Linked DNA regions of Mus musculus: region 1 is linked to region 2. The links are chromatin contacts, found by Hi-C or POLR2A ChIA-PET in ENCODE. All regions are on one chromosome and are shown on one strand. The core of a region is the stretch at or near the end of the contact, and the rest is flanking DNA. Distances in the headings are between cores, read along the strand shown. Region 1 holds the start of Alyref (Aly/REF export factor). Region 2 holds the start of Mrpl12 (mitochondrial ribosomal protein L12).

Region 1 (5,900 bases), core at 1,670-4,169, 110 kb after region 2:
ATGGCCTGGAGAGCCTGGTGGGAAAATAAAGTGCAATAATAATAACCCCACCAACACCTCCTCACTCCTTCTCAGTTCAGGCTAGGAGGGCTGTTTGGTCAGGTGTTCAGGGTGCTCATGGGCAGACAGGTGTGGGTGACCTGACGGAAGAAGAACAGGTACCTTTGTCTTTACGACTACAGCCCCGCACTCAGGTTGTACTATGGCGGTTCTGAGAAGGCTTCACAGAAGTGAATCTTCCGGAAGGAGCTCAAGGAGGGGAGGGATGTAGCTTGCTGGATGGGGGTTCACAAGAGGTTGGTCCAGATGTGTGGGGCAGCATGAGAGGTGGCAGAATGGAAGAGAGAGACAAAGGGGCAAATGCAAAGTATCCTCAGCCAAGGGGGGGGGGGCAGCCCAGATTCCTACAGGGAGAGGTGCCAGCCCCAAACTCCACACGCCCCACAGGCATCCAGGGCCCAGTCCCAGACTCACCATCCAAAGGGACACCATTGTACTGTTTCATAGCCTTCAGGGCATCTGCTTTCCGTTCAAAGTGCACATCTGCTGTCCCTAAACTTCGTCCAGAGCGATCATAGTGCACAGCAGCTTTTTTCAATGTCCCAAATTCAGCAAAGAGTTCCTGGGAAGGGGTAAAAATTAGCAATTAAGCCAATTTCCTTCTTGTAGCTCAGCAACACTTGCTGTAAGTCCTTATGCTTTAGAGGTACTTGACTGACAGCCACCCAGGAAGAAGGCAAGGCAGTGGAGATTAAGAGCTGAGGGAAGGGGAGACAGCAACTGTCGCGAACAACTGGGTTACTGTCCACTGTGGGACAATGTAATTACACCATGCTGTAGATGAGGGAAGACACAAAGTCCTATCACAGGACAAAACTACAAAACTCTCTCTCAGCAGGGGTACTTTCAACTTGACTAACTGCGTTTCACTAAATACCAGAGGCCAATAGTAAAACTGTCCATTGAGCAGACAACGCAAAGGGCCCAGTATTTTGGGGAACTGTGACACAGCCCCTACTGCAAAGGCAGGTTCTAGCTCACCTTCCCCTTTCCTCCTACTGCCTGCTGCTGCCAAGTCTGAAGTGAAATGCAGCATGGAACCTGTCCTGGCTGGGAGTTGGAGAGGGAACCCACAGAGTAAGGCACTTCAGCTGCAGGCACACAGTGGGGAGTACAGCTAGCTAAAGCAGTTTCCAGTGGATGCCAGAAACCACCTTTAAAAAAAAGTGTTGAGACAGGCTGGAGAGATGGTTCAGGGGTTAAGAACACTGGCTGCTCTCTTTCAGAGGACCTGAGTTCAATTCCCAGCAACCAATGTGACTCACAACTATCTATAATGGGATCTGATGCCCTCTTCAGGTGTCTCTGAAGAGAGTGACACTGTACTCAAATCCATAAAAATAAATAAATAAATCTTAAAAAAAAAAGAAGTGTTGAGACACTGTGAGTGCTCACCAGCCTTGTTCTTTTCTCCCATGGGGAGGTCAAACAGCTGGGCTCTGGGGAACGGTACCCAGAAAGGCCCAGCACACCTGACTCAGTTCTGGCTATATCAAAGCTAATTCCCAAAATTATGCCTTGTAACCAGAGAACTCTAAATGCCTCTGAGGTCCAGTTTATAAAGAAATTTAAAAAGACACAAAATCCAAGAAGGGAGGGGAAGAGAAAAAAAATATTTCGAAGGCATGGAGAACCATGACCCAGGTAAGACCCAGGAAAGATCGCCAGTTAAGATCCAGCACAGAGACGCAGGCTGGAAGATACTCTCAGCCACCTTTCTCAGCATCTGGGAGATGCTGGACTTCCTTCTCCTATCAGTTCACCATATCGAGCATAAATCTGAGAAGCAAGCACCTTTCGGTCATGCTGGGACCGGAGTTGTGGCCAGTCTGTGCAGGTTAGAAACTGTAAGCTCTGGCACAGGGCAGGCGCTCACAGTTTGGACAGCAGACAGGACTCATTTTTAGGGGGGCGCGCGCACACACACACATACACACACAGTGTGTGACATCTTCCTGCAGCCTGGCTTATGGGGTCGTGCTCAAACCCTACTTTTTCTGAGGCCAAGGCTCTCAGGGTGACAGTGGCTGGCTCTGGGCAGCCTAGGGGAGGGCAGGTTCCAATCTGTAAAGGATCCTGGAGCCCACGTCCGCGTGGGACGAGGAAAGCGGAGAGCTCCCGTCTCCTACCTGAATATCAGCATCTGACACTCCGAAGTCCAGGTTGGACACCAGCAGCTTCCCGCCGGTCTCCACGCCGGCTCCACCCCCGAAGCCGCTGTCGAAGAGGTCGTGCTGCCATTTGTCGGGAAGTTGTTTCGGCTGGAGAGAAACCGTAAGCACAGAGACACTCGTGAGACTCGTCCCGGGAGCCCGCGACACCTCGGCGACGCTCTCCCGTCGGCCCCGCGGCCAAGGTCGAGGAGCCCCGAGAGTCCCCCAGCCCCGCCGCTCCGCTACGGACACCCAAGTTCTCTCGCAGCGGCCCCCGCCGCCACGAGGCTGGACCACGACCGGACAAAGCGTCCCGGAAGATCCTGGCCTCGGGACGGCCTCGCCCCCGCCCACCCCTCGGCCGCGGTCCCGCGCGGGACGCTCACCCGGTCCCGGCCGGCCCGGGCGCACCCTCCCCGGCCCGCGCCGCAGGTCCCCGCACTCACTCTGCTGTACGGCGCCGGCCGGTTCCTGCCGCCGCCTGCGGCGCCGCGGGCGATGGCGGGCCGGTTCCTCATAGGCCCGCCGCCTCGATTCACCCGCGCGGCGGCCTGCACTGCGCCGCCGCGGCCGCCCTGGGAGCCGGCCCTGCCGCGACCCCGGCCCCCGCCGCGGCCTCCTCGCTGGCTCCGGTTCAGCTTAATGATGTCGTCCAAAGACATGTCCATTTTGTCGGCCATGGCGGGCGCGGATTCGGGCCTCGGATCGAGCCCGCGCGTCAGCACGCCGCGGCGTCACTTCCGGCGCCTCCCCCTGCCTTCCGGCGTCGCGGGCCCGAAGCGAGCGGCGATTGGTCTGGGCGCGCGCGATTCCGCAGAGCGCCTGCGTACGGCTCGCCGCGGTGGCTGGCGCTACTTCGGAGGAGCCCGACGCGGCGCGGTCGTTTTTATACATTCCCGCGCGGAGGCAACGGAAGGGCGGGGCGCCTCGTGATTAGGCCGCGGAGGTGCGAGGGCGAGCAGGGGGCGGGGCCTGCGGGCGCCTCCCTGGGAGGCCGGAAGATCCTCGGGCGTCGCCTGGGTGCAGCGCAGTGTGCGCGTCCCGCGTCCCTCCTCACCGTGCGATCGTGGGGGTCCCGGCCGGTCCGTGGGTCCGACTTGGTTGTTTTTGCTCGAAGGCTCGGTCTCCTGACGAGCTGGCGTCCTCACCCCTGCTTTAACTTCGCGGATTAGTGACAGTCACTCTTTCCATATCTTTAAAAGCGAGGCCCTGGTTAGTGAAAACCAATGTTTTGCGTGGATGCGGAGGTTTTGTTTTTGTTTTTTTGTTTGTTTTCGTTTCCTGTTTGGCTGATCTGCTTCTGCCCCGGGATTAGAGGCGTGTGCCACCGTGCCAGACTACATGAGTGCAGATCTTTAAAGGCATCCTTAAAGGTGGCAAAATAAACTCGTGCCATTAATCCCACAGGCTCTCCTTGCCGTCTTTAAAGACAAACACGTGCCTTTTTCTTTCTTTTTGGTCGGGACGCACGGAATTTTGGAAGATGCCGTTCTTGACGAGTGCAGCACTTGCCGCAGCTCCATGACTTTGAGCTTAGGTGCTTTCGTATTCCGTACTAACTCCAGGTCATCCTCTTCCCTCAGGTCACAGGCTCTGTTGTCATGAAGGTGAAAATTAAATGTTGGAATGGTGTGGCCACTTGGCTCTGGGTAGCCAATGATGAGAACTGCGGCATCTGCAGGATGGCGTTTAATGGCTGCTGTCCAGACTGTAAGTGTCTTCCTATGCGCTCTCAGAACTTTAGCCTACTCCACCAGCCTAAAAATCCCTAGGTTTCCCAGCACTGGGTAGGCAGAGACTGGAGGATCTCTGAGTTTGAGTTTAGCCTGGTCAACAGGACAAGTTACCTAACCCTAACCGAAACCCCACCGGACAGTGGTGTTGCACGCCTTTAATCCCAGCACTCTGGAGGCAGAGGCAAGTGAATCTCTGAGTTCAAGGCCAGCCTGATCTACAGAGGGAGTTCCAGGACAGCCAGGGCTACACAGAGAAACCCTGTTTTGAAAAAAAAACAAAAAACAAAACAAAACAAAAACAAAAAGCCAAACAGTGCAAGTTCCAGGATAACCAGGGCTACAAAGAAAAGCCCTGACTTGATAAAAGACCAGGTAAAACAAAAACAAAAAATTGTGGGTTTTAGTTTCTATTATCTGAGGGGAAAGTCGACAGAAAAAAGAAGCAGAATACTTCAAGCCCAGGTTTGTCTAAAGACCCCATCCAGCATGATGGCAAACACCTGTAATACTAGCATTTGAGAGGCAGAGGCAGAGACTAGTGGATCTCTGAGTTGGTGGCCAGTCTGGGCTCCACAGTGAGACTCTGTTGCAAAAACACTTGTTTTATTCAGGTCATGGGGGCACAGACCATAATAGCACTTAGTAGAGGGAGGCAAGAGGATTTTGAGGTTGAGGTCTGCCTAGGCTACATAGTGATGATCCATCATTCCCTTAACCCCTCAGAATAACACTTTCAGTTTGTATCTACTCACAATAAAGCAGATCAAATTAGCAAATTGAAGTTCAGACATTGGTTGCCATATTGTCATGCTTGCTGGGCTTTTTGTGCTAAGAATTGTAAACTCTAAATAGATGCTTATAAACTATAAACACACTTCAGCCAAGTCTTACCTCTGTAGCATCCTGGGCCAACATCTGTTCCCTAATGTCTAATTACTGGGGTTTGGGCTATACTCAGCATCTCAGTATTCTTGGTCTTTCTTCCTCTTTGATCTAAATAGCCTCTTCTTACTCTACTTCCGTTTTGAAGGGGCTTGAATTTTATGATCATAATGTGTTTTGCAGAATGCAAAAGGTTTTACCCTTTTTTTGTTTGTATGGCTCCTATGTTTCTGGTGTGTTACATGAGGTAGAAATGTTTGATTACCTTGAGAGGAAAACACATTTACGCCAGGTGGTGGTGGTGGCAGCACACACCTTTAATCCCAGCACTTGGAAGGCAGAGGCAGGCGGATTTCTGAGTTTGAGGTCAGCCTGGTCTACAGCCAGGGCTATACAGAGAAACCCTATCTTGAAAAAAAAAAAAACATACAAACAAACAAAAAAACTCACATTTACCTTTTGAGACAGGATCTCATTATAGCCTTAGCTAGTCTGAACGTCCCTATGTACACCAGGTTGGTCACAAAGTCACACCGAGATCTTCCTACCTTTGACTCCTGAGCTATGGGACTAAGGGTGTGCACTGTAGTGAGATTTTTGCTTTCTTTAAAACCACAGAAATGGTATAAGGATGTGGTTTTGCTTTGATCCCAGGTGTGGGACATGGGGCTTCTCAGATACTTCATGGCAGCAGATAGTTTCTGAGGGACTCTTCAAAGAACACATAAACGCCAGAGCCCAGTTACTCAGTTTGTCAGGATTTGTCAAGTAGTCTAGTACAAAGAAGAAACAAGGAGTAGAGGGAAAGATTAGATATCCTGACTGTGAAGACCAGACTTGCCCCAGTGAACTATAGCCCCAATCAGCAGGAACGATATAATCACACAACACCCCCTTCCCCTCCATCCTTTTTTCTCTCCTACCTAGAGTTAGGGGGTTGAAAAGGTGGAAGAAAGAAAAGCCTACAAAGTAGCGAACTGTCTGGCTATACAGTATTACCATGCCTAGCTTAAAACGAAATTTGATCAGCCAAGAGCCAATCATCTTGATGTAATCAAAGAGATGTGAG
Region 2 (6,362 bases), core at 2,374-4,873:
TTCTCCCAGCAACTTTATTTTATATATTTTCCTTATGTGTATCTGTGCACCACAGGTGAGCTGGGCTTTGCCCGCAGAGGCCAGAAGAGGCTTTGGATGCCTTGAAACTTGGAGTTTCAAGATGATTGTGAACCACAACATAGGTTCACATCATAGGTTCTGGGGATCAAGTCTGCATCCTCTAAAAGAGCAAAAAATGCTGTTAACTACTGAGATATTTCTCTAGCCCCTGAGGGTTTTTTTGTTTAAAGATTGATTTGTTTATTTTGTGAGACAGGATCTCACTATGTAACCCTGGCTAACCAGAAACTCATAGAGATCCACCTGCTTCTGCCTCCTGTATGCTGGAATTAAAGGTGTGCGATAGCATTCTCGGACAGGTTTTTTTTTTTTTTTTTTTAGTAATGTGTGTGGGTATAGGTGCTTTCAGGGGCCAGAAGAGATGGTTGTATCTCTTGGAACTATAGTTATAGGAGCCTGAGCCACCTGACATGGGAACTGAGATCTGAACTTGAGTCTGAATAAGAGAACTCAGCTGTTATAACTCCTGAGCCATCTCTGTCCCTGTCACAGTTGATTTTAATACATTATCGGTGTAATCCACGTGAGTGCTGATTGCTTGTGTCACCTTAACTGGCCTGTCACCTTTTGATAAGGTCAGTTTGGCACTCTACCTGCTTTGTCTGTTCTTTGGTTCTCTGGGATCCCACGTCCTCTCTGTGGGGATGGATAGTCAGTCATTAGAAGGCAAAATCTCAGACAGTATATGGTGGTGTGCATCCTACAATCCCAACACTTGAGAAGTTGAGGCAGGAGGACTCCAAGGCCTAACAGACGGTTAAGGCTTAGGTTCTTAGGGTGAATTTACAGTCTGTAGGTTACTGAGGACCGTGTGTGTGTATGTGTGTGTGTGTGTGTGTGTGTGTGTGTGTGTGTGTGTGAGAAGCAAACTAGGTTCCCCCTAATGTTTCCCATTCTGACAGCTTGGATGGCCTGCACTATCCCTAGTGTGTGTCTTCATTTCTATCATAGTGGTCTTTTCTGAAGTGTTAGCCTGGGCTGCTGTAAGTCAGGACTGTTTGTCTTTGTTGCTGTGGTCTCAGTTTTGAAACTCCAAGTATGGGCTTCAGAAATTATCAGTGTCAGCTCTCCCTAACTCCTTCAGTCTGACTACCACTTGTTCCAAGACAGTTTGAAGGGTGGGGCTGTAGCTCAGGTAGAGAGTGCTTGCCCAATGTGGATAAGACCCTGGGCTCAGCCCCTTGCACTATGAAAACAAAAAGAACTTGGTTCTTTTTTTTTTTTTTTTTTTTTTTTTTGCTTCCCCCTCCCATAGGACCTCATCCCACCCCACCCCACCCCACCCACCCCCACACATGTTGGCTTTACTTTTCTTTTACGAGGATGTGAAACATATCCCTGGCTTTGAAAGTCACAACAAAAGGAGAAACCCAGGCGAGGGTGTTCTTTTCTAATCTCATTTCTGTGCTGAGCCAGCTCACCTTTGTTGTCACAGATCCCAGCATGGTCAGCGCCTACATGTACCCAACAGGTGCCCCTGGGGCACAGGCAGCCCCTCAGGCCCAGGCCGGGCCCACCACCAGTCCTGCCTACTCCTCCTACCAGCCCACACCAACCCCAGGCTACCAGGTATGTGGGCACCCAGCATCTACACCCAGCCGTTGCCTGTTCCTCATCTTTTCCCTCACCTCACTGCCTTCCTTCCATAGAGCGTGGCTTCTCAGGCCCCACAGAGCCTCCCAGCCATCTCACAGCCTCCACAGACCAGCAACATAGGCTACATGGGGAGCCAGCCAATGTCCATGGGCTACCAGCCGTACAATATGCAGGTAAAGAGACCTAGTCTTTGCTAGGCACAGAGGGCTATCCCAGGCAGGCCCTCTCCTCCTTGCTCTCGCTTCTGCTTTCTTCCAGCCAGGAGGGTCTGTTTGTGTCTGGTCACAGATAACTCAGTGTCGGGCTCCATCTTACTTCCCACAGAATCTCATGACCGCCCTTCCCGGGCAGGATGCGTCTCTGCCAGCCCAGCAGCCCTACATCCCAGGGCAGCAGCCCCTGTACCAGCAGGTGAGCCGTCTCCCAGCGGCCTGCCCTTGGACTTCTGAGCTTCCTTTGATCCCTTGCACTGGGTGCATCAGGGGCTTTGCTCAGCAGACAGAATCATGACATGCCATTAAGTGCACGTATGTACACATGCGTCCATATTGCACAGGAGACAAGTTTACAAGAGATCACACGTGCCATTGCCATATTGGTAACAACCTGATCTACTATGTGCTAAGGTGAAGCTTGTTCTAAGCCGAAGGTTTTGTTTGTGAAGGGGGGTGATGAGCCTATCTGCTCTTTCTCTCCAGATGGCCCCCAGCACCGGCCCTCCCCAGCAGCAACCCCCTGTGGCCCAGCCAGCGCCTACACAGGGACCGCCAGCACAGGGCAGTGAGGCCCAGCTCATCTCCTTTGACTGACCTTGAGTCTGGCGCTCACCATGCAGAGTAACACTACAGTTCACCAGAAACCACTTATATGTCTAACTAGCCATTCCTCCCCTATTACTGCCCTGTAGTGTCCCTTCTGTGAGCAAGGGGTGGGCCTTCCCCCTTGGCCCTCTTCCCTGTCCTCGGTGGTCTGGCTCCTATCACTGGTTCCCTGCTTCAGTCCTGATGCCGTCTGACCTCCCCGGGACTGGGGCTCTGCAGGGCAAGTAGAACCTTCTCTGGAGAGTGCCCGGCTGTGTTGGGTGCCACAGGTGAATGCTGTGGGGATGCTTAGCCTGGCCCGGAGTCTGATGTGAACTAACTGTGTGGTGTCCAGGCCTGGCCCTGGTACCCAGAAGAACCATGTGGCTCCTGCACAGCAAGGGTAGAAGCTTTAGGTATCTCTGTCTCCCCTTCTCCTTGGATGTCATCTCTCAGTGCAGAGCAGTGAAAATAAAATGTATTTCAAAACTCTCATGATTGATTGTTCGGGCAGCAGGCTGGGTTGGACCAACAATTTAATAGTCTGCATCTGTTGTGGAGTGTGCTGGGTACTGGCTGAGAAACCGTGGACTTGCCAACAGTCTCCTTCCTGGTGGGGATTCTGCAGACTCATCTGGTGCAGGATACATCACCAGGCGGGTGAGGAAGGGTGCAAACGCGGGCTTTTGCAGCCCAACTGCCCTCAGGATTACCCACTGCTTAAGGTTTTAGCTCTCAATAGCTCACCCTGAAATATACGGTTCAACCTGACTTCTGTGAGGTCTCAAGTTTTGCTCTTTCCCTCCCCGCTAAGCGCCCGCCTTAGTGTGCACTCAAAGGAGGCGGTTCCGCCTAGTGAGCTCTTGGGAGGACTCCAGGCCCTTCCTTCTCCTAGGTTTAGAGTACTGGGCTCCTGAGGTTGCTAACCTCTTGGACCACTGAGTTGAATTCAAGGGGCTATGAGTTCCGTAGGTAAAGGGGTGGGGGCGCCTACTTATTCCCCTGGCGAGACAAAGGCGTGCGGAACACGACTGATGGAGAAAGCGCCAACCCAGTATTGTCTCCGCGCCTGCGCGTCGCACCGCCTAGTGCGTAATACCAGGAGCCAACCCGGGCTAGAGCGGCCCGGACAGCTCGCCTCCTCCCGGATAGAGCGTCGCTTCCGCTTAGAGCCGCGTGTGACCTTCCCGCTTGCGGAGCTATGCTGCCGGTGGCGGCTAGCCGCTGCCTGTGGGGGCCACGGCTTGGACTCCGGGGGGCAGCGCTTCGCCTTGCCAGGTAAAGCGGTGGTCTAGAGCGCCATTGCCGGGGCGGCGGGCAGGAAGTAGGTTCAGAGGGAAGGGGTGACGGGCGCATCGCCACCTTCCGCGGCCCAGCCTGCGGGGCGTGGAGAGGGCGGCTCGGCCTGGGCGACCTTGGGTGCAGGTACCTTTCGTCCCCAGCTTCCCGCCGCTGAGACCCATCGCCGTGGTCGGCAGCATAGCCCGAGCCCCGTGCTTTGGAAGGCTTGGTGCAGCACTGTGCACCCGCCAGGCTGATGTATTCCATTCAACCAGAAGCCTGCCGTTCTGGGCAGTATTGCAGACATAGTCGTGGGCTCCTGAGGCTCTATGGGAAATGTAGGAAAGCTTTTTCGGGTCCCTTAACCCCAGCTTGTGGAGCCTGGCCTCAGCGGTGGCAGACTGAGCACATGGATCTTGTACCCTTGAGTCTCCCGTTTTTTCTGATCTAACGGCTGTTTGCCTGGGGTAGGCAACAGATGCCCAGCGTCTGTGCAGCGCGGCAGTTGAGAAGCAGCAGCCACCGAAGGAGTGAAGCACTCGCCGGCGCACCTCTGGATAATGCTCCCAAAGAATACCCCCCCAAGATCCAGCAGCTGGTCCAAGACATTGCCAGCCTTACGCTCCTGGAGATCTCAGACCTCAACGAACTCCTGAAGGTATTAGGAGAGATCGGCACAGGCCAGGACTAAAGTCCCTGCCTTCTAGTTGTATTTTTACCAAACAAAGGTCAGAGGTCCCTGTCTCTTCTGGGGTGTTTTGGGAGTTTGGTAAATTATCAAATGTACTTTCCTAGGTGGTAGGGCCAAATAGGCTTGTACCTCCATTTGTACCTCCATTTAGGGTTTGATAAGCAGCCACTGAGACCTCTCCTTCATCCTACAGAAAACATTGAAGATCCAGGATGTCGGCCTTATGCCAATGGGTGGCATGGTGCCTGGTCCCGTCTCTGCTGCAGCACCGGCCTCTGAGGTGAGCCTAGGCCACAGGAAGACCCAGTTCTGTGTGCCCAGTTAACTGCCCGACTCAATAACTTAGGTATTTCCCTGTTCCTCCTTGAGTCTGTAGCTGTAATCCCTGTGTTCTGCTGTGGGCTCCCTGCAATAGCTTTGGGAAATTTTCTGCCGAAGGCATTCGAGATCTTTACTAGTGCGTGCATGTGTGTGGGTGTGCATGAGCAGGGGGTGGTCAAAGGTCAGCTTTTGGGGGTTCTCCCCTTCCGCATGGGTTCTGGGGATCAGGACCTCGATTCTGTAAGCTAGCTTTCCTTCTGCCCTCTGAGCTACACTGGTGGGAAAAATGATCTGAAGAGAGGAAACGGTACGCCAAACAGTGCAGCAGTCTTGAGTATTATTAAAAGTAGGGAGGGCACAGAGATGTTGTGGGAGAGTGCCTGCCTCAAGTGCACTGCACCAATTTGGACAGGTAGGGAAGAGACTTGGAATTTCGAGGAAGGCCTCTACAACATGACAATGTTGAATCAAACTTGAAGGTGTTGAGGAAGAGAAAGCAAGGTGTTTCTCAAAGAGTTCTGGCTGACAGAGGGTTTCCAAGTGATTTTTTTTTTTAAAGATTTATTTATTTATTATATGTAAGTACACTGTAGCTGTCTTCAGACATTTCCAGAAGAGGGAGTCAGATCTCATTAAGGATGGTTGTAAGCCACCATGTGGTTGCTGGGATTTGAACTCACGACCTTCGGAAGAGCAGTCGGTGCTTTTAACCGCTGAGCCATCTCTCCAGCCCTCCAAGGGATATTTAAATTTTGAGTGGGAGAAGCCAGGCAGTGGTGGCACACATCCTAACATTTGGGAGGCAGAGACAGACAGATTTCTGAGTTCGGGGTCAGCCTGGTCTATAGAGTGAGTTCCAGGACAGCCAAGGCTGTACCAAGAAACCCTGACTTGAAAAACCAGGGGGAAGAAATCTGAAGGGAGGGCCAGGCAAGGTAGCATACACTTTTAATCTCAGCACTTGGGAAGTAAATGCAGGCAGATCTCTGAATTCTCAGCCTTCCAGGGCAACGCAGTGAAACCCTATGTCAGATAAGTGCTGCTTAGTTTGTGTGTGTGCCACATGTATGTGGGTAGCTAGCGAGGTCAGAAGAGAGTGTGGGGTCCCTTAAGCTGGAGGTGAAGGCTGTTGTTACCAGCCTGACATGGGTGCTGGGAACTGAACTCAGGCTCCTATGAACAACAGAGTGTACTCTTAGCTTCTGAGCCATTTCTCCAGCCCAGACTTCACTTTTAAAGCAAGGCTAGGTCTCATTGCCTAAGCTGGAGTGCCTTTGAAAAAGGTCATAACTGTATCAGGATGCAGGCCCAATCCAGTTGTGTCCCAGATGGTGGGGCTCAAAGCTGGGACCACAAGAATAAGGCTTGAAATAGTTGTCACTCTAGCCGGGCCTGTAGTGTATGCCTTCAAACCCCAGCACTCAGGAGGCAGGTGAAACTGTTTGACCCAACCTGGTCCATAAAGTGAGTCCCAGGTCACCTAGGCCTGTCACGTAAAGAAACCCTGTCTCAACCCTCCCCTCCCATTCCACCCCCTCAAAAATGGTTCTGTCGTTGTCGTGGCTGAGGATTGAGGTAGTCCTGATGTTTCT

Evidence for each region. A loop is a pair of places that touch in the nucleus more often than their neighbours do. ChIA-PET counts read pairs that join two places held with the same protein, here RNA polymerase II (POLR2A).
Region 1: POLR2A ChIA-PET joins it to region 2 with 10 read pairs in Patski. The contact joins the promoter of Alyref here to the promoter of Mrpl12 in region 2. A Hi-C loop is called at or near these places in 2 of 37 maps with a recorded cell type or tissue (adrenal gland and gastrocnemius). POLR2A ChIA-PET finds 5 or more read pairs at or near these places in 4 of 5 experiments (Patski and embryonic stem cell).

What each region holds. Positions count from the first base shown.
Region 1 is chr11:120,595,446-120,601,345 of GRCm38, forward strand. It overlaps Alyref (Aly/REF export factor), which reads right to left and starts at 2,920. Exons shown (of 6, transcript NM_011568.1): 1 at 2,660-2,920; 2 at 2,190-2,321; 3 at 475-622. The coding sequence starts at 2,893. It overlaps Anapc11 (anaphase promoting complex subunit 11), which reads left to right and starts at 3,087. Exons shown (of 3, transcript NM_001038230.2): 1 at 3,087-3,425; 2 at 3,797-3,923. The coding sequence starts at 3,815.
Region 2 is chr11:120,481,014-120,487,375 of GRCm38, forward strand. It overlaps Mrpl12 (mitochondrial ribosomal protein L12), which reads left to right and starts at 3,624. Exons shown (of 5, transcript NM_027204.3): 1 at 3,624-3,755; 2 at 4,230-4,416; 3 at 4,643-4,729. The coding sequence starts at 3,679. It overlaps Hgs (HGF-regulated tyrosine kinase substrate), which reads left to right. Exons shown (of 22, transcript NM_008244.3): 19 at 1,517-1,650; 20 at 1,731-1,850; 21 at 2,002-2,088; 22 at 2,376-2,971. The coding sequence ends at 2,486.